Regions from separate parts of the Homo sapiens genome. Here all the other regions are linked to region 1. Evidence: read pairs that join two places in POLR2A ChIA-PET (ENCODE). Cell type or tissue: OCI-LY7. All regions are shown on one strand. Links, peaks and the distances in the headings refer to the core of each region. The heading gives the core; the rest is flanking DNA.

What was found. ChIA-PET counts read pairs that join two places held together with the same protein. Peaks named below come from ENCODE experiments on the same cell type or tissue, not always from the same donor. Only the 100,000 strongest peaks of a DNase experiment are listed, where the experiment ranks them.
Region 2: POLR2A ChIA-PET joins it to region 1 with 13 read pairs; 3 of 35 experiments call an interaction of 5 or more read pairs at or near these places.
Region 3: POLR2A ChIA-PET joins it to region 1 with 17 read pairs; 3 of 35 experiments call an interaction of 5 or more read pairs at or near these places.

What each region holds. Positions count from the first base shown.
Region 1 is chr10:99,922,413-99,930,492 of GRCh38, forward strand. The region is part of intron 4 of DNMBP (dynamin binding protein); the gene reads right to left. It overlaps DNMBP-AS1 (DNMBP antisense RNA 1), which reads left to right and starts at 4,793. Exons shown (of 5, transcript NR_024130.3): 1 at 4,793-4,887; 2 at 5,748-5,828. In OCI-LY7, for the core only: no CTCF peak of the experiment used is centred there; no DNase peak of the experiment used is centred there.
Region 2 is chr10:100,072,325-100,079,221 of GRCh38, forward strand. It overlaps CPN1 (carboxypeptidase N subunit 1), which reads right to left. Exons shown (of 9, transcript NM_001308.3): 2 at 3,587-3,783. Among named protein-coding and RNA genes, the nearest start is that of CPN1, 6.1 kb to the right of the region's middle. RefSeq lists a silencer at 4,678-4,737. In OCI-LY7, for the core only: no CTCF peak of the experiment used is centred there; no DNase peak of the experiment used is centred there.
Region 3 is chr10:100,154,430-100,161,326 of GRCh38, forward strand. It overlaps ERLIN1 (ER lipid raft associated 1), which reads right to left. Exons shown (of 11, transcript NM_006459.4): 9 at 1,716-1,805; 10 at 431-510. Among named protein-coding and RNA genes, the nearest start is that of ERLIN1, 28 kb to the right of the region's middle. RefSeq lists an enhancer at 1,824-1,873 and a silencer at 3,930-3,979. In OCI-LY7, for the core only: no CTCF peak of the experiment used is centred there; no DNase peak of the experiment used is centred there.

The DNA of each region.
Region 1 (8,080 bases), core at 3,206-5,705:
GACCAACATTCCTTCATTGTTGATGGAATGTTATGTAAAAATAACATAGGTAATGGCTTGGGAAGAAAACACATAACCTAGCTGCTGCTGTTTTTTTTTTTTTTTTTTTTTTCTTAAAAAAAAAAAAAAGATCTCACTCTCTTGCCCAGGCTGGAGTGCAGTGGTGCAATCATAGCTCACTGCAGCCTCAACTTCCCGGGCTCAAGCAATCTTAACCACCTCAGCCTCCTGAACTGCTGGGACCACAGGCACGCACCACCATACCCTGCTAATTTTGTTTGTCTAGCTTCTTGAGAATACAACTCATGATCCCAGGAAGCAAGGCTGGATGAGAGTTGGCCAAATTGGAGCATTCCAATCTTGGAAGAGGAGTGCCTAATTTACTCGAAAGCTTCAGTTATCTCCCAACTCTTGAAGAAATATGGCCCTGCATTCATTTCCTCTTGCCTCCACATATTTATTTTTTCCCTCTCCTTTGCCTCTTAACTACCCCATTTATCTTCAAACATTTTCTCCTTTTCTTTTTCTTGACACTTTGAGGATCTTGTTGCATACCAAATAGCTTCAGACATTGACATCTCCTGTAATCCCAGCAGTTTGGGAGGCCGAGTCAGGCAGATCACCTGAGGTCAGGAGTTCAGCACCAGCCTGGCCAACTTGGCAAGACCCTGTCTCTACTAAAAATACAAAAATTAGGGCCAGGTGTGGTGGCTCACACCTGTAATCCTAGCACTTTGGGAGGCCGAGGTGGGCGGATCAGGAGGTCAGGAGTTCGACTCCAGCCTAGACAACATGGTGAAATCCCGTCTCTACTAAAAATACAAAAATTAGCCAGGTGTGGTGGCACATGCCTGTAATCTCAGCTACTCGGGAGGCTGAGGCAGAATCACTTGAACACCAGAGTCGGAGGCTGCAGTGCGCTGAGATCACACCACTGTACTGCAGCCTGGTCAAAAGAGTGAGAGTCCGTCTCCAAAAAAAATAATAATAAAATTCTGATTTCCTCCTGACCTCTTCCAATATTCTTGCCCCATCTCTCTTACTGCCTTCCTCCTCCTGCACTGTAACTGTGGGCATCTCTGAGGCTCAGTTCTCAGGCACCTGCTCCTCTCCCCAGCTGTTCCTTCCCTCTGTACCTGAGCTGTATCTCAGTGATACAGCTATGGAGGTGGCTCACCTCCATACAGGCCCAGCTCTGATTTCTTCCTTGAGCTCCAACCCAAACTCCTACTGGCGTCTAAGATTTCAGTACTCTAGTTCTTTCCTCCACTGTGTTCCTCACCACCTTCCCCACGTCTTTGTCACCACAACCCTATGTCTTTCTCATAGTTTCCCCAACCAGAACTGTTCTCCTTGCTTCTCTCTGCCTATCCCAACTCCATTATTTCTTTAAGTTTCAGCCAAGTTCAAACATTTCCCTACAGTCTTTTCTAATAGCTCAAGCAAAAACTGGTCTTTCGGCTGGGCATAGTGGCTCACGTCTGTAATCCCAGCACTTCGGGGGCCGAGATGGGTGGATCACCTGAAGCCAGGAGTTTGAAACCAGCCTGGCCAACATGGTGAAACCCCGTCCCTACAAAAAAATACAAAAATTAGCCAGGCATGGTGGTGCATACCTGTAATCCCAGCTACTCGGGAGGCTGAGACAGGAGAATCGCTTGAACCTGGGAGGCAGAGGTTGCAGTGAGCTGAGATTGTGCCACTGCACTCCAGCCTGGGCAACAGAGTAAGGCTCCAGGCCGGGTGCGGTGGCGGTAGCTCACACCTGTAATCCCAGTACTTTGGGAGGCCGAGGCGGGTGGATCACGAGGTCAGGAGATCGAGACCATCCTGGCTAACACGGTGAAACCCCGTCTCTACTAAAAATACAAAAAAAAAAAATTAGCCAGGCGTGGTGGCGGGCACCTGTAGTCCCAGCTACTCGGGAGGCTGAGGCAGGAGAATGGCATGGACCCAGGAAGCAGAGCTTGCAGTGAACTGAGATCGCACCACTGCACTCCAGCCCGGGCGACAGAGCGAGACTCCGTCTCAAAAATAACAAAAACAAAAAACAAAAAAGAAAACAAAAAACCTGGTCTACCTTCCAACTGTCCATAGCATTTACTGTCTATGCTATACATACTTCTTTTGTATTTTGTCTCTTCAACTGATCTGCAAGCTCCTGCATGGCAGGTGTTTAAGAGTATAGTTGCCTTCTCTGGATACCTTCAATGCTTGGTACAATGCCAAGTACAGACATTAGTTAATAAACACCTGGTGGACTGCAATTAAAGGAGATATGGGATCTATGTGCTGGTATATTAATAATAAGCTTGAATACAGACTGTTGGAACAGATATCATGTTCACATGTTTGCAATGAAAAGAAATCTTGAATACCAGAGTCCTAAAAACTTTGAGCTGTCTGTGTACTACTTCGCAAAAGTGCCTTCAAATCAATGCAGGTTTTTCTTATCTTGGGAGAAAGACAAAACAGAAGATTTTCCTGCTCCACAGCAATTACTGTCCCAACTTTTAAGGGACTGCTTTCATATCCTTATCACCACTGCCCTCCTAAACTCCCTGTCATATGCTCTGTGCCCCTGCTCCTACCCTCCACCAACCTACCAAATGCAAAGGTCTTTCCCGAGTCCATATCCTCTCTTGCACCTTTGCACCTCTGCTGTCTATAATATAGTTGCAACCTCTGTTGGCAGCCTCCCTCTGACTTTCCTAACACTTTTTTTTTCTGTGCACTCTGCAGAGAAATACCTAACACTTTTCTGATATTCTAAATTCATCTTTGCAGACTCAATCTACGGCTGTGCTTCTGCCTTCAAATGTGGTAATGCTGGAAAAGCATTCTAGGTGTCAAGAGAGCCAGATTCTATTCCTGCCCTAATCCTTGACCCAGTTACCTTGGAAACACATTTCAATTTCTCTGAGCTCTATCTCTTCATTTATAAAATAAATGGGTTGTATTTAAGTGTTTTTCAAACATTTTTTACTGTGACCCACACTTTATTTTTTATTTTATTTTTTTGAGACACAGTTTCACTCTGTCGCCCAGGCTGGAGTGCAGTGGCACAATCTCAGCTCACTGCAACCTCCACCTCCTGGGTTCAAGCGATTCTCCCGCCTCAGCCTCCGGAGTAGCTGGGACTACAGGCGCCCACCAACATGCCCAGCTAATTTTTGTATTTTTGTACACAGGGGGTTTCACCATGTTGGCAAGGCTGGTCTCAAACTCCTGACCTCAAGTGATCTGCCCACCTCGGCCTCCCAAAGTGCTGGTATTTCAGGCGTGAGCCACTGTGCCTGGCCTGACCCACACTTTAGGCTGTAACTCACATTTACATAATACATTTATGTCTATACACATACACATACACAAAGTATTACATGCTTACTTTTACTACATAGAATGTAGTATGAAAGTTTTTTCTATTTACTTTTATTTTTCAGAACTGCTGATTGCAACCCCCAAACAGACTTCAAGACCCAGTCATGAGTGGCTACCCATTATTTACAAAAACATGGGATTGTGGCTATATAAGCTTCCTTCCAGTAATAACATAAGAGGCTCCTATTTTGTAGCCTTCCAACCCTGAACCTTTAGCCCTCTCTAGTTTTGTTTAGAGCCCTCTCTAGTTTCATAGTTTTCTCTGTAAGAGCTCTTCATTTAGATATCCTAATATTATTTACATGCAAAACAGGTAACGTGGAATTTGAAACACCAGGTCCCCTTCTCATCATAACCATGTATGTTATTAGCAAGTGCAAAACCCTAGTGCCCACACTTGGTCTAGTAATGGTAGAGTAGCTCACATTGTACTAATCTCCCTACTTATAACTACCAAAAACACTTTACAAGATTTATTTTTTTAACTTTTATTTACTTTTATTTTTCTAGAGATGTGGTCTCACTCTGTCACCCAGGCTGCAGTATAGTGGCATCATCATAGCTCACTATAGCCTCGACCTGCCAGGCTCAAGTGATCCTCCCACCTCAGCCTTCTGACAGATATTTTAAAAAATAACTATATGCAGGCACTGAAAAGCAATCAAAAGCAGGCAGAATTTGGAGGGGATATGACTCAAAACAAGGGAAGCAAACTAGGTAAGATGCACCTGTCTCCAGTCCTCCCCTCAGGGCACTCCCTAGTCTTTTAGGACGCCGGGAAATAAAGCAAAAGAAGAAAGCCCACATGGGGCAATCTTACTGGGCTGAGCAGCCAAAGGTTCCAGTCTGGGGGCTCTGAAGACATTAGCTATTAAGGGGGAAATCCTGGAAAACAGTAAGCCACAGAGAGGAGAGCCCCAAAATCTGTGCAGAAATGCCTCTCAATCCTTCAACTGTGCATGCAGGTGATGAGACTCCAAGGAACCCCGTGGAAAGCTGGAGGCCAGAAGAGCCCAGCAGATAGATCTTCACCAACTGTCTGGCTCTGGGAAGACACAGTTTGAAATTTGAGTCCCTCCAAGTTAGGAGGTTCAATAAACACTTCCAGTTTTCTGTTGAAACCTCCGAAGGGCCACACCTTAGGAATAAGGCCCACCTCTCAGAACTAGAGGTCCACACCCTAGGACTAAGAGCAAACCCCTAACAGACCTGCCCTAAAAAAACCTCAGATGGAGGCCTCAGGAGAATGACTGATCAGGCCGGTGAGAAAGGAAAGCCTGGGGGAAAACTTGGCTTCCTGCCTGGGGGAGAGGCTGGAGAGCAGCCACTGAACAGAGCTCTGTCTCAGATGGAGGAGGGGTGGCAAGGGGAAGACGGGAGAAGAGGAAGGGACAGGACATTCCACTTAGACAATCAAACTTGAAGTGTTTACGGTCTAGGGTAGATGTCCAACAGGGAGCAGGGACTATCAATCTGGAACTCAGAGACGAAACCATGGAGTGACAGGTGGGTGGCGCAACTTATAAAGGGGAAGGGAGGTGGGCAGATAAAACACAAAGAAATGGCCATTTATGAGCACCTACTATGTTCCGGATATGTGACTGTTTTATTTTTCTATCTCATTATGAGAGAGGTATTATCTTCACTTTACAAATTGAGAATCCGAAGCTCCAAGAGGTTAAGTAATTTTTGTCAAGTTAAGGCCATTTAGTAAATGGTGGAGCTGAGATTTGAACTCAGGGCAGACCAACTCTGATGCTTGTTCCTTTGTGTAATTACACAGTGTTCCCTTGTAATATTCAGGAAGGGCAATGGCGTGAGAGAGCTAACAAAGAACGTTAGAATGCTGAAAGATTTCTAGTAAAGACAGAATTTGTTATAGGTCAAGAAGGATATTAGGGGTACAAAAAGGGGTGAACTAAATATGAATATACTTTCAAAAGTTAAGTCCTCAAAGATAAAGAGAGTTGTAGAAATGGAAATGATATTGGGTGGAACCGAGCTGGTTTCAGGGAGATCAGAGGGCACATTACAACACTGCAGAGAGAAGGGTTTCACTCCTGTTAAGTCAAACAGAATAAACACACTTTGATTACAGTTGGGAGGCTTAATACAATAAGGAACTAAACATAGGAAACAAAGTTCACCAAAGGAACAGATGCGGGGGGAAGGGAAGAGGAACAATACAAAAACCAATATAAAGAATCACAGAATCAGACTTTTTTCTTTTTTAGCTGGAAGGAATTTAGAAGTTATCCAGTCCCTATCATTTCAGAGAGAAAATGCACCTAGGAAAAAATGACTAGCTGCTAAAAACCTCAGCCTCCCAACTAAAGCTGGGTTTGGTTTCATTTTTGTCTTTATAGGTGCAGGTTAAGAGCCTGTTAGGTCCAAAATGGTGCCCCAGAAATTCAAGTTAAGTCAAGCCCATGTTGGAAGACCACCAGGTAAACCACCGGCCATCCCAGGACCATAGCAGGCTTATCTTTTCAGTCTGTGGTGGCCCCTAGTACAAATCTAACCAGCCAGCCCATTCTGAAGGAGACCTAGACGAGAAACTTTCTACTTAAGGGGAGGGCATGAGATGGATTTTTCAGATCATTCACATTCTCTGACTAACCTTTATCCTCTGGTCACAGCCTGGACCCCAAAATTGGCCAGAACCAGAAAGGCCGTTTGGCATGAAGACAACATACAGCATACACACACACGAAAGGTTTAACAGAGAGTTCAGTAATTATAAAAATAACACAGTAGAAATAAAGCTCACTTATGAGAACTGAAGAAAAGATATAATGGCAAGAAAGAAAGAACCTCTACATGATAAAAGACTCCTAATATTCTCATTTCACAGACAACGTAGTTAAGGCTCAGTGAGATGAAGTGATTTGAAAGCTAGAAATAATCTTCTGGAATCCACAAGAGTGTCAGTACTCATCATTCACTTAAGATTCCTGAATGTCAAGGAGTGAACAATCTATAAAACAAATCAGGGCTACTCTGGGCACACTGCCTATGGGGTAGCCCTGCTCTGAAAGGAGCGGTAAAAAAAAAAAATTAAAATGAAGGCCTGGCAATGGTGGCTTACACTTGTAATCCCAGTACTTTGGGAAGCAGAGGTGGGTGGTTCGCTCAAGCCCAGGAGTTCAAGATCAGCCTGGGCAACATGGTGAAACCCTGCCCCTACAAAAAAATAAAAAAGTAGCCGGGCATGGTGGCATGTACCCATAGTCCCAGCTACTCAGGAGGCTAAAGTGGGAGGATCTCTTGAGCCCAGGAGTTTGAGGCTGCAGTGAGCCATGACCGTGCCACTGTTCTCCAGCCAGGGGGACAGAATGAGATCTTGTTTCAAAAAAATAAATAAATAAAAATAAAGTCAAGTCTTCTTTTCCATTAATGTCCAAAGAAGTGTAGAGACTGAGAGAAAAAAAAAAAAACATGCCAGGAAAATGAATTTTAGCTTGATGCCCTGATAATAAACTTGCTGCCTCGACAAGATGAACAAAAACATGAAAGTAAGAAAGGAAAGATACTTGAGATTAGAGACATCTGAAAAAACCAGGAAGCGTAAATAAAAGTTCCCATGAGAGCGCTATCCGAATGTTGCATATTTTTAGCACTGTATATATACTCTTGCTCTGTACAATGCCTTCCAAAGTAATTAAATCTCTAAGGTTGTTCTCACTCAAGGTGCACTTGATAAGAAGTTCAGGGCCCGGGCTCCTTAAGAACACAAGTGCTCCTAGTACCTGGTATAACTACCCTTTAAATCTATCTTTATGCTTTATCTTAAGAAGGCTGGCTGAGTTCATACCTTGGGTTTTCTTGCTGTTTTGCACGAACTCTGAGCGCCTCAGGGTGCTGGGTGCTGTGCGGCGGAGGCAACTATTCCTTCTCCAAGTCTCTGGGCCATTTAATTTTTTCTCTTCCTCTAAATGCCAGATGTTCTTCTCTAATGACGAGCTCTGAGGAATCCCCAAATGATGTCCTCCTTGTTCTCCCCTGGTACACTGAGTCTGCAGACCATCCAGAAGGATCCTGCTGCCCCCATGTGCCTTTGTTCTTGGTATGTCAGTGCCATTATACTCCAAATTCTCCATTTGATGGAGAGAATCTGTCCCTCTGGAATTACGAGATTTATATGCACAGTTTGCAAATAAAGCATCATAGCCTTTATTTTCTGTATCAAAATCACCCTGATCCATAATATGAGTCTTTGCTTTGGGATACATGTTGTCATTTTGATGAACATTCCTGTCCCCTTCATGGTATTTGATAAATTCCTTATCTTCATTGACACCATTCGAATCTGAAAAGCTCACAGGCTGACCATCAGGATAACTCCCAGGAACATGATATAAATTGCTGTGTTCTCTACAATAAAAATTAGTTGCCCAACAATCCTCAAGATTATGGTTAACATTCTCATGGTCTATATACCACAACTGAGGTTGACCTAAATTCGCTGAAGAATCATCCAAACCCCTACAGTCAGTCAACTGTTCAGCTTTTTTAGAGTCCTCAGGATTATAATTCAGATTCTTACAGTCTGAGTAGCCATTTGCCTCCCCGTATCCACCAGCTTTCGAGGTCACATCTGGGCTTCTCGTAGGTGAATTATCCTTCGTCCCAGGGCTGAGACTCTCATAATCTACATTTTCTGGACTCCTATAACCATCATGACCTCCGTGGTACACAC
Region 2 (6,897 bases), core at 3,252-5,751, 150 kb after region 1:
GCCACAACACCTGGCTAATTTTAAATTATTTGTAAAGATGGGGTTTTGCCATGTTGCCTACGCTGGTCTCAAACTTCTAGGCTCAAGTGATCCACCCACCTCCCAAAGTGCTGGGATTAACAGACGTGAGCCACTACGGCCTTATGTTTAACTTTTTGAGAAACTGTTAAACTGTTTTTCAAAGTGGTTACACTATGGAAACTCACTCCTCCCCCCTTCAAAAAATTTAGGATGCTTACTTATCTTTCTTTTGAGCAATATCAACTTTCTGGATCCCTTAATTTCTCTGTCCATATTTCAGATTTTATCATTTATTTGCTCATGTATTCACTCACTCATTAGGTCATCTATTTAGTCAACCAACATTTACTTAAGTCCTTCTCTATTCAGAGCTCTCAGATAGACACTGGGGAAAGAGATAAGTGAGACATTGTAGTCTAGCCTTCTAGGAATTCATAGTACACATGGGGAGATGGACACACACATAAATAATTAAATACATAGAGTGATAGAATAGAGATATGTTAAAAGGCTCATTCAAAATTGAAATTCCATTTAATGTTTTGTGTGGCATTGGAGAAGGGAAATAGTGCCAACTGGGTCCCTGTAGACTGAGAAGGTGGAGCCCAAATTGTTGGCTGTTCCTGGAAGTGAATGAATGGATGCCGGGAAGCTACAATCTCACAGATGAATCGCCGTTCTCATATTTTCCCTTTTCTAACCAATAAAATGCGGCAGATTACATTTTTTTCTAAGAATTCAGTATTATTCTCAGATTTCTCCTCTTTTCATGGCACCCTGCTTGTATTTCATTTTTAGATCCTATTGAAAACATAATTGTTTTGAAGTTCCTTTAAGTTTCCTACATCAGTTGTGTTCCAGTGGAAAACATTTATTGGATCTTTCATTTTGGTGTACACTTCTGTGACATAATGATTTTCTTTATGCTTCCAGGGGCTTGTCACTGCTTGCTTATTTATATCAAGGCAACTCTTGACTGTCAGCATAAACAGCTATGGGCATTATCCACTGATTTCCCTGCACACTGGTCAATAGTTAAGTTGGCAGGAAGGGGCTTCCCCTAACAGAAGGTTTCATAAACAGGGCTAGTGTTGTGTTTCCTATTACTGCTGTAACAAATTACCCCAAATTTAGTGGTTTAAAACAGCACGAGTGTATTGTCTCATAGTTTTGGAGGTCAGAAGACTAAAACGGGTCTCACAGGCCTAAAAGCAAGGTGTCTCTCCAGTTTCTAGAGATCATTCACATTCCTTGGCTCTTCCATCTTTTTTTTTTTTTTTTTTTTTTGAGACAGAGTTTTGCTCTTGTTGCCCAGGCTGGAGTGCAATGGCGTGATCTCAGCTCACCGCAACCTTCATCTCCCAGGTTCAAGTGATTCTCCTGCCTCAGCCTCCCGAGTAGCTGGGATTACAGGCATGTGTTACCACGCCTGGCTAATTTTGTATTTTTAGTAGAGACAGGGTTTCTCCATGTTGGTCAGGCTGGTCTTGAACTTCTGACCTCAGGTGATCCTCCTACTTCAGCCTCCCAAAGTGCTGGGATTACAGGCCTGAGCCACGGCGCCCAGCCAAGGCTCTTCCATCTTTAAAGCCAGCCGTGTAACATCTTCAGAGCTCTCTCTGACTGTGACCTTTGGCCTCCCTCTTCTACATTTAAAGGACCCTCGTAATTGATTACACTGGGCCCCATCCCCCCCCCACAATACTCCAGGTTATTTTAAGGTCAACTGATTAGCAACCTTAGTTCCATCTGCAACCTTAATTCCTCCTTGCCCAGTAACATAACATATTCATAGGTTCTGAGGATTAGGACATGGACATCTTTGGTGGGGGGCATTATTCTGGCCACCTACAAGTGGCTTCAAAGTCTGGTGGCCAGGAAGTTCTTCTCTGTGTAGCCACGCAGACAGCTTGCCTCTGGGCATGGCAGGTATCTCTGAGAGTCTGAGAACCTGATGGGTCCTCTCGGGTTCAGGTTCAAGATCTGCTCCCTCTGAACAAGAACACAGCAGGTGAGCAGAGGTGACCAGCTTCCCAGAGATGGCTCTAAGATTCAGTGGACTGGCAGGGATTTTCCCCACTCCCTCCCACCCCACCTACTGCAAAGGATGTGGGCAGGACTGTGCAATGGCACGATCTCGGCTCACCACAGCCTCCGCCTCCTGGGTTCAAGCAACTCCCCTGCCTCAGCCTCCCAAGTAGGTGGAATTACAGGCATATGCCACCATGCCTGGCTAATTTTTTGTATATTTAGTAGAGACAGGGTTTCTCCATGTTGGTCAGGCTGATCTCGAACTCCCGACCTCAGGTGATCCACCCACCTCAGCCTCCCAAAGTGCTGGGATTACAGGCATGAGCCACCACGCCCGGCCGAAAACCCTGCCTTTTAAACACAGCTTTTAAAGGAACATCTCCATTGCATAAGGCAGATCGATGCCTGGCCTCACCCTTGACAATACTACTCAGTAGGCCTGCGGTGGGACCTGGGAATCTGTACTTCAAAATCTTCATCTGTGATTCTGATGCACAGCCACAGAAGAGAACCATTGATTTAAAGTTACGCATATCGATCTGAAACACTTAAGATGTTACTAATAATAATAAGACAAATGTTAGGCACGCTGACATTTTGAATTTATGTTAGAAAATAAAGTAAAAAGTCCTGCCAGGCACGGTGGCTCACGCCTGTAATCCCAGCACTTTGGGAGGCTGAGGTGGGTGGATCACCTGAGGCCAGGAGTTCAAGACCAGCCTGGCCAACCTGGCGAAATCCCGTCTCTACTAAAACTACAAAAAATTAGCTGGGCATGGTGGCGCACGCCTGTAGACCCAGCTACTCGAGGGCTGAGGCAGGAGAATTGCTTGAACCTGGGAGGCAGAAATCGCAGTGAGCCGAGATCGCACCACTGCACTCCAGCCTGGGCAACAAAGTAAGACTCTATCCCAAAAAAAGAAAGCCCTTAGACATTTTTTCTTATCGGTCCCACTGCAAATATAACTCTAAAATATAGAATCAATAGACTAAGTGCTATACTAGTAGAGGAAACAACTCTATGGAAATATAATAAAGTATGAAGAATGTAGAATTAGCCCCCTACCCCCAGTTCTGGGGAAAGCCTGTTGTCCTTGTTATTTTCTCCACAAATGCAAATGGAAATGTAGTGTGGAAGAAAGAAAGGTATGTAGGGTTTGATGCTGAAAGTCCAGGAAAGGAGCTTTATTTTGCAATATCCCTCCACATCTGTTGAGTATTTTCCAGGTTACAAAGTGTTATCACAGATATTGCCACATTAATCCTCACAATAAAACCCTGAGGTCATCTGGAAAGGTGTTGAGGGAATGCAGGCTCAGAGAGAGCCCATGTTTATTGCCTGAGGTGCTGTAGGACTGAACCCACCTCTTCATCCTTTCTTATATTTCTGATGGATTTTTTCTCTTGGCCATTTCATCTTTTACTTTTAACATTTGTGATATTTACAGTGGGACAGAGAGGGAATCTTGTCCACTGGACTTTATTTCCTAAGAAGGCCTTGATCTCTCCCCGGCATCTCCCTTGGACCTCGTACCTGGGCAGCAGCCACCTCGTAGCCGTCGGGGTTCATGGATGGCAGGATGTGAATGCGCGTGTCCTGGATGAGCTGGACGATGCGCTGGTTCCTGTTCCGGAACTCCTCGCACAGAAACTCCGACAGCTGCAGCATCAGCTCGCGGCCCAACGCTTCGTTGCCGTGCATGTTCCCCACATACTTGACCTCTGGTTCCACTGCAAGGAAGAGAAAAGATGGGGGAAGCTTGGAAGTGTCATTGATGCCTAACCTTGCAGAAGGACCTTTTTTCTCTTTTTCAGTAACGAATGAAAGAAAATCTCATGCTTTCATTGGGTCTTTTGCAATAATCCCTGAGCCCCTTCCTAACCAATTACAGTTACAAAACCTACAAAAATTCATGCCAGGGATGATAATGAGTGCCATGTATTGAACCCCCATAGTGTACTAGACAGTTATGTTCAATACTGCTAAAATTCACAGAAAACTTGTAAAGTGGGCATTAATAGCCTCAGGGTGAGGGTAATAAGGATGGGAGAGGTTAAGTAACTTGTCTGAGGTTGCCTAGCTAATGGCTCTATAGAGGCCCAAGCCCAGGTGGCACTTACAGTGCCATTTACAGTAGCATGCTGCTTCTCAGAGACAAATCTTTCAGGATAAGGATGTTCCCCAGAACCTGTTTTCATGAAGTACTCTAGGTTTTAGCGTAACAGCCGCTAATGATCCCAGTTGAAAACTTAGTTTTCTTGGCACTTGAAAAGTTTCTTGCTCCATCTGAACAAGAACACAGCAGGTGAGCAGAGGTGACCAGCTCCGCAGCGATGGATCTAAGATTCAGTGGGCTGGCAGGGGTTTTCCCCACTCCCTCCCACCCCACCTACCATGAAGAATAGGATTGGGGGCAGGACTGAGCTCGTTCTCCATTGTCCCCACTGAAGTACAGGAAAACTAAAATCACTCCTTCAAATCTAAGCAGGCCAAATCTGAAGGCACAGAATAGGAAGGCACCTGCTATGTCTCATTCCTCAGTCTTCTCTTGGGCCATGTTAACTGTTCAACTTGAGGTAAGAATTGAGGATCTGAAAGTTTCTGGGGTCACCTAAAGAAAATCATTCTTGCCCTCTTTTAAGAGGAAGGAGAAAAGCTCTTGCCAAATGATTTTTCTTACACCCAATACTTTCCTGCGTCCATGACTTTTCTGGTTCTGTACCTCTTCATCTTCTCATTTCCAAATCCTTCTCACCACCCTTCTAGGCCCAGTTCACATGATACTCTGTGAAGTCATCTTGGGTTCTCCTTGATGAGAGAGAGCTCTCTGTTGACTTCCCCGGTTTTACCTTTTTTTTTTTTTTTTTTTTTGAGATGGAGTCTCACTCTGTCACCCAGTCTGGAGTGCAGTGGCAAAATCCCAGTTCACTGCAACCTCCACCTCCCAGGTTCAAGCAATTCTCCTGCCTCAGCCTCCCAATTAGCTGGGACTACAGGTGCCTGCCACCACACTTGGCTGATTTTTATATTTTTAATAGAGACAGGGTTTCACCATGTTGGCCAGGCTGGTCTCAAACTCCCGACTTCAGGTGATCCACCCGCCTTGGCCTCCCAAAGTGCTAGGATTACAGGTGTGAGCCATTGCACCCGGCTGGGTTTTACCTATTTTTATATATGTTCTATTTCCTTTTCCGGACCTGGCCTTAGCAGTGTACATAATTTTTAACTTGTGACACCATCCATTATTATTTATCTTAGTATACCTACAGCAGTTTTTCTCAAAGGAATGCTTATAATCCATAAGGATCATGTGGTGGATTTTCCATAGCGAGTATTCTTTAATCTTAGTGTATTTTTTTAAATCATAGATTATGTCTTTCTTACTTTTCTTGGTGTTAAAATGTCTTTTCTGTTAGAAAAGGATGGATATAGTAGATGACAGGTAGTTTTCTTCACATCCTTATTCAGTAAAATAAAATTTGGAAGATCTGTTTTAGTTCCCTCCGGTCTCCTATTTATTTAAAAAAAAACAACAACAACACTTTTTTTAACTTCTTTATGAAATCTGTAAGTCTGGGAACCACTGCCCTGTAGAACTTTGGACAGTGCCATGCACTTAGCAGATGCTTAATGGCAGATTCTTTTGGCTCTCCTTTTTCTTTTTTCTTTTTCTTTTTTTTAATTTAGAGACAGGGTCTTGCTCAGTCATTCATGCTGGAGTGCAGTGGCACAATCATAGCTCAGGATAGCCTCTCGAATTTCTCAGTTCAAGCCATCCTCCCGCCTCAGCCTCCTGAGGAGCTGGGACCACAAGTGCACACTACCACACGAGGCTAATTTTCTAAAAAAAAAATTTATTACAGAGACAAGTCTCACTATGTTGTCCAGACTGGTCTGAAACTTTTGGCCTCAGGCAGTCCTCCCAAAGTACTGGGATTACAGGCATAAGCCACCACAGCTGGCCTCTACTTTCAATATATCTGGAACACAACCACTTCTCATAACAATCACTGCTACCATTTTGGTTCAAGCCCCTGCACCTTCAAGCTTGGTACTATTGGCAATATTAGGTTATTGCAATAAATCTCCCACTTGGTCTCCCTGCAGCTGCCTAGCCCCTTTAAAGTCTATTATCCAGAGTCAGGGGTTGGCAAAACTTTTTTATAAAGAACTAGAGAGTAAATCCTTTAGGCTTTGTGGGCCGTGATGTCTCTGTCACAGCTACTCAACTCTTCCAGCAAAAGCAGCCATGGACAAGATAAAAGTGAATGGGCGTGATTATGTTCCCATAAAACTTCATTTACCAAAACAGGTGGCTGGCCCTTGGGCTGTAGTTTGCTGACCCCTGTTCTGAGTGATCTTTACAAAATTTAAGACAGATCGTCTCCCCCTTCTGCTTAAAAAACCCTCCAGTGGCTTCTCACTTGACTCAAAGTAAAAGCCCAGATCTTTACCAGGGCCTATGAGGCCCTGCGTGATCTCCTGTTGCCTGGTGTCCCCATCACATGGCTGTGACCTCCTCTCTTGCTCTCCCCTCATTCACTCGGCTGGAGCCGCACTGGCCCCCTTGCTGTTCCTCACATGTGCCAAGCATGCTCCAGAGCATTGCCTTTGCTCTTCCCTCTGCCCGTCATCTTTTCCTCCTCAATATCAGCACGGCATGTGCCATCACACCCATCCTTCAGCTCTCTGTTCAAAGCCACCTCAGTGGAGACGCCTCTCCTGAGTGCCTCTCCTGCTCCTCCTTGTCTTCCTCCATGCCATCCTTATCTCTTTTTCCTGATTTAGTTTTCTCTACAGCACTTATTTCCATCTGATGTAATATGTATTTACGTAGTTACCCA
Region 3 (6,897 bases), core at 3,252-5,751, 230 kb after region 1:
CAAAATATCCTACAATGCATGAGATGGTCTTCAACAATGAAAAAGTATCTCAACCCCAAATGCCAGGAATGCCTTTGATGAGAAATACTGCTCTAATCAAGCTAAGTATCTACCAAAAAAACTACCTTATTTGGAAAGCAATTCTAAATAGACTTTACTCTTCTGTCACTCTTATTTCAGAAGACCTTCAACTTAATTAATTATTCAGCCTTATATAGCAGTACAAATGAATGGAATTACGGCATTTGGCCTGTGTCCCTACCCAATCAATGTGAAATATTTCTTGCTAACTGACTAATTCTGGAGGATGTCTTGGTCACTACACTTTCTTGACAATGGATAAAATCACTTCTATCATATCAGAGCTCCTGAAAAGAGAAAGCAAAACCCCGAAATGCATCATTAGGAAAGTGGCCAGGGAGCCAGTCACCTTGTTTGAGGTGGCATATTTGTGTGCAGCATAATATTCAGCATCTGCTTTCGCTTTCTCTCGGGCCAGGAATGCAGCATCTAGCAAATAAACAAAGGAAAGGTGTCAATCCATTCCCTCAGCTAGTTAAGAGTCCCTTTCCCCACTGCTTAATATTGTGACTGCTTATTTCACATTGAAAGTTTTAAAAACCTATTAGCAGTTTTCAAGTCCCAGTCCCCAAACAGCAACTTCTCTACGAGGAATACTCTTTTCACTGTCAAATAACTCTCAGCTCATCTGAGCCTACTTGTTTTCTACTCTAAGTTGTTCCTTCTCTCCTCCACCCACTCTCCCACCTCCTATCACCCAGAGCCTTACATTCCACCCAGGTACTAAGCTTCAAGTAAAATAAGTCCAGACATAAAAGCTCTATTTACTGCATTGTCTCCAGCCCCCCCCCAAATTTCATCCAGAATCAGTCAACAGAGACAGACAGGAAGCAGCAATATATAACAAGTGACTTCAAGACCGAGCTAAGAACATCAACATCTCACTATGTGAAATCAAGTAGTGTGAGGCCCTCCATGAAAACTGTTTTTCCCCCCAATTAATTTTGTTTTTTTTTTGGACAGGTGGAAAAGAAACTGGTCGTGATGGGGTTTATTTATTTTTAATTTTTTTTTTATTTTTTGAGACGGAGTCTCGCTCTGTCGCCCAGGCTGGAGTGCAGTGGCGGGATCTCGGCTCACTGCAAGCTCCGCCTCCCAGGTTCACGCCATTCTCCTGCCTCAGCCTCCCAAGTAGCTGGGACTACAGGCGCCCGCCACCACGCCCGGCTAATTTTTTGTATTTTTAGTAGAGACGGGGTTTCACCGTTTTAGCCGGGATGGTCTCGATCTCCTGACCTTGTGATCCGCCCGCCTCGGCCTCCCAAAGTGCTGGGATTACAGGCGTGAGCCACGGCGCCCGGCCAGAGATGGGGTTTATTATCTTGTATATTCTTTACTATTGATTATGGGTAATTTTCATACCTTGTCTGCCTGAAAATAAAGTGGTAGCTAATAAGCCCCAATTTAAGGAAGAAAAGGAAAGCTGAGCTACCCACAGTCACAAACAAACCCAAAAGCTGGAAATGTGATAGCAATTTAAAAAAATTTATTTAGACTATCAGGCCAGCTATTTCCTCCAGACCAGATTATTCTGTCTATGGCCTTCTCACCCACCACAATCAAAGGCCTGAACCCTGGAGCAGAGAGGAGGCAGTTCGGGACAGGCAGAGCTTCATCCTCTCCCCACAATGTACCTTCGATTTCAGAAATGCGCTTTTCAGTTTCTTTTTCCATCACTTTCTGCTGAAACCGAATTTTTGCCACTTGTGCAATCTTCTCTGCTTCTATAATCATACAACATAAGAAGACACATTCAAAACCATTTCTACAGTACCTGAGGCACTTCGAACCAGCAGCACACAGTCTAACATTTAATTACAGAAAGTTTTATGTGCTAATTGTTTCACTAAGTTTTATCTAGTCAGACTGTAAACTACTCAAAGGAAAAAAGGGAATTTATTTCCTAATTTACTGTTCTATTTTGACAGTGCTAGTTTTGTGGGAAGAAGGAGTAAAAAAAGGTTAAAGTGCCAGTCCTTCATGCAACTCTGTAGCAACGGTCCACAAGCTAATGGGAAAAAAAGATACTTTATGAAAGTACCACAGAACAAAAACAGAGCAACATAAATGCATGGCAACACAGGACAATTAATGTGGCAGGAGAAAGAAAGAATGAGTGACATAAGTTAAACCAAGGAAGACCTTCTGGAAGTAATCTTAAAGGAAATAATGGATATGACCTAAGAAGACATGCCAGGAAGCACAGAGAAAGACAAGAAGGGCCAGTCATGGTGATTCACGCCTGTAACCCCAGCACTTTGGGAGGCTGAGGCAGGAGGATCTCTTAAGCCCAAGAGTTCAAGACCAGCTTAAGCAACACAGTGAGACCTCCATCTCTAGAAAAAATTTATAAAATTAGCCAAGCATGATGGTGCGTGCCTATAGTCCCAGCTACACAGGAGGCTGAGGCAAGAGGATCTCTTGAGCCTGGGAGGTCAAGGCTACAGTGAGCCATGATCATGCCACTGCACTCCAGCCAGCGTGACAGAGTGAGGCCCTGCCTCAAAAACAAAAACAAAAACAAAAAAAAGAAAGACAAGAAGGCACAAATGAACAAGTCACAATGGAGAGGTGATATGGAACCAGCCAACAAGCGAAGACAACATAAAATAAGAAGAGAAAGAGGGCTAGGAGACCTCTGTCTTGAGTGACAGGCTAAGGAGCTTAGTTTTACTATACTCAGGATCTACTGTTAAGTTACCATTAGGGAAATGACAGGATGAAAATGGTATCAGAAGAGGAGTATTCCAACTGCTGTAGGGAAATAAAGCAGAAAGCAGGGTGATTCATTTGAGAAGGTGAAAACAAGCATTGGGAGTGAACATGTTGGTGTGGCAAGCAAGTACATGCAGAGGAAACTCAACACCCTTAATAAACCTCTGGCCTACCCAAATGACCCAGGACAAGGAAGAAAGACTTGAATTACACTTTACATTCAATCACTGCTATTCTTAAAGAACATTCTCAATTCTCCTTTTCAGTCAAAGAAGATGGGTATTTTAGGACATCTTATCTCTGACCCCTAGAAAAAGTACATAATGGAAAGAAAACTTCCAAGTGATTTTTTTCTTTCCATAAAACAGTATGCTTTACGAACTGCTCCAGGAGATAATTCCCTCTTTCTCCACCAATGTAAAATCAATCTATATTACACCATCCAAAAACTAAACTACTATGTTCAATGGGGCTAGAAATTGAACTGTAAGCAGAAACTCAAGATAAAACATGAATAAAAGGTGAGGGATCTGAAGCCTGCAGCTAGAACCCAAAGGATGTTACCTCAACATAGGGGGACTGTTGTGGTAATCTCATTCAACAAAGCTCTGTCATGTGGGAATAAATCAATAAAAAGCACGACCAGACTTCTAGAAAAATGGTGCAAAAGGCCAAAAGGCCAGAGAGAAAACCCTTTAGCTAACAACCTCTTAAAATGCTAGATGAAATATAGCAAATTTGTTTTTTAATGCATGGCTGAGTTGTAAGAAAGAATGAGAGATCCTCAAGTAACTTAAGCCAAGGGGGAGCCGAGAGCCTGTATGGTGGTGTCCCTGGGGTGGTTATTAGACAAGAAGGGAGTGGGACCTGGGTTTTTACCCATGCAAGACCAGGAGATGAGGCCTTGTGATATTAGGACTAAGACCCTTGCATAAAACTGAGACCTCTAGAGGGCTGCAACTCTAATGAAAGGGGAACTAAAACACTCTACCAACCAGCCCAGTTAAGAAGTAACCTCTTCTCTACCTAGCCACATCACAGTGAAACTGAAGAACACCCAAATACAGACAGAAACATGTTAAAAGCAAAAAGAGAAGAAAGGCTGATTACTCAAAAGGAACAACTGGACTAACAACATACTTGTAAATAGGTGCAAGCAGCCAAACAAAATTGAAATAATACTGCCATATTGATAAGGAAAAATTAGCTTGGTTTAGAATTGTAGGCTAAATTACCATTCAAGGATAAAATAAAAGCATTTTCAGACCAAGGAGGACCGAAGATAACTTTCACTCCTTAGTCTTCACTGAAAAAAAAATTACTAGAAAAAAAAAATCACCAGAAACAATGGAGAGGAAAAAACATTACTCAACACATGTCAATCAAAATAAGTGTTTACTGTAAGGATTAATCATAATGATCATAATTGATGGGAGGATAAAGACAACATGAAACTAAAATACTACGCAATAATAAAATGTAAGACTGGAGGACAGTGATAAGAGTTAAAGCATTCTAAGGTACTGTTCAAGAAGAGGATAGAATGATTAACAACTAGTTATACATTCCAGCAATGGAATGTAAAACTTCCAATCAAGTAAAAGGAAGAAAAGAAAAGAAAATTCAATCAATTCAATACCAATCAGAAAAGGGAAAAAGAAGCAGAGAAAAATGCATGGTAAATAGCACATAATCAAATGATACAAACACATCCAAATATAGCAGTAACCACAATAAATATAAAAAGACTAAACTCACCAGTTAAAAGACAGATTCTCACATTGGATAAGATTACAAAATCCAGCTATATGCTGTTTACAAGAGACACACCTAAAACATAATGACATAGAAAAGTTGAAAGTAAAAGAATGGGAAAAGGTACACCAAGAAAATAACTAACCAAGAAAAATCTGGTATAGCTATATTATCAGGCAAAATAGCTCTTAAGTTAAAAACATATCTAGGGATAAAGATTATTACAAAACAGAAGCAATTCTCCAGGGAGATATAACAATCCTGAACCTGAATGTTCTTAATGATATAGTCCCAAAATATATAAAGAAAAAAATTACAAGTCAACAAACCCATGGTCATAGTGGGAAATTTTAACACATCCTTCTCAGTAATTGATAGGTCAAGAAGGCAAAAATTAGAAGAATACAGAAGATGTGAACAACACAATTCATAAGCCTGACCAAATGAGTATATAAAGAAACCTGCATCCAACAACCAGAGAACACAGATTCAATCTTTTCAAGCACACAGACATTTACAAAAAAGGACCGTGTACAGGTAGGCCACAAAGCAATTTTCAATAAATATTTAAGAATCCATATAACAGGTCTTATTTTCTGACTACAATGTAGTAACACTGGAAATCAACAATAAAAAGGTAGCCCCTCAAAACCCACTAAACCAGAAATTGAAGCATATACTTTTAATAATTCATGAGCCAAAGAAGAAATTAGAAGGAAAAGGTTTAGAATTAAAACTGAACACCAATATACAAAGTACATTTCAAAACCTGTGAAACATAGCTAAAGCAATCCTTAGAAGAAAATTTATAATCTTCCATGTTTCCACTAGAAAAGACTTAAACTTAACTATCCAACTCAAGAAGTTAAAAAAGAACAAATGAACTAAAAAAAAAAAAAAGATGGAAGGAAATATTTTTTAAAAAGTGTAAATAATATAATTTAAACAAAGTAACAATCAACAAAACCAAAACAAAAGCCAATTCTCTGAAAAGATAAATAAAATAAAACAGACCTCTGGCAAAATTGATACAGCAAAAGAAAAGGCACAAGAAAACAGTATTAGCAATGAAAAGGGGCACACAGATTTGGTAGAGGTTTTAAAAATCATGAGAGAATTCTACGAACAAATTTATGCCCCAAAATTTGAAATATCAGATGAAATGAACAATTTTCTATGAAAATATAATTACCAAAACTGGCTTAAAAAGAAAACATGTATCTGAATATACCTATACTCAATACAGGAATTAAATCAATAGATTAACTGTTACCACAAAAAGCAAATGAAAAAAAGCAGAAACCTCACAAGACTAAGATGGCTTTTACGAGTTCCACCAGACCTACAAAGATGAAATTATACAGATCTGATACATAATGATGTGATATACAATAGAACACAGAAAAGGAAGCCATGCTCTTCAACTCATCTTGGGGATAGTATAACCATGATACAAAAAAACCTAACACTAAAAGTATAAGAAAATTATAAGCTGATCTCATTTATGAAAATAAAGGTAAAAATTCTAAAGAAATTATCAGCAAACTATATAAAAATGTATATAATGACCTATATAATGACCAAGTGGATTGTTTGTCCCAGAAACACAAAGATAAATCTGTTAATATAATTTACCATATTAACAGCTTTAAAAACATCTCAATATATGTAGAAAAAATTTTCAGACTGGGCACAGTGGCTCACACCTGTAATCCTAGCACTTTGGAAGACTGAGGCAGGTGGATCACTTGAACTCAGGAATTCAAGACCAGCCTGGGCAACATGGTGAAACCCTGTCTCTACAGAAAATACAAAAATTACCTGGGTGTGGTGGCGTGCACTTGTAGTCTCAGCTACTCGAGAGGCTGAGGTGGGAAAATAACTTAAGCCTAGGAGGCTGAGGCTGCAGTGAACTGTGATTACACCACTGTACTCCAGCCTGGGTGGCAAAGCGAGACCCTGTCTCAAAAAAATTCTGAAAGTTTTAACAGCCATTCAAAATGAAAGCTCTCAGCAAGCAAAGTACAGATTGAAACTTTATTAACCAGTGTTAAGTACAGCAAATGTCACTGGGACTATTTAAAGTTAAGGACAAGAATACTTGTCACTTTCTTTTCTACACTGTACTTAGAAGTCATAGCCTAAAGCAGTAAGACAGGAAGAAATAAAAAGTATGTGACTTAGAAGAAAAATAAAATTGTCCTTATGTGAAGATAAGGACCTATTGTCTGAAGACCATATGATTGTTCATGGGAAATCTAAGCGACTATTAGAAATAAGAGCATCTTCAGCAATATTGCTAAATAAAAAAATCAACAGCATACTTATACAAAACCCATTAGAAAA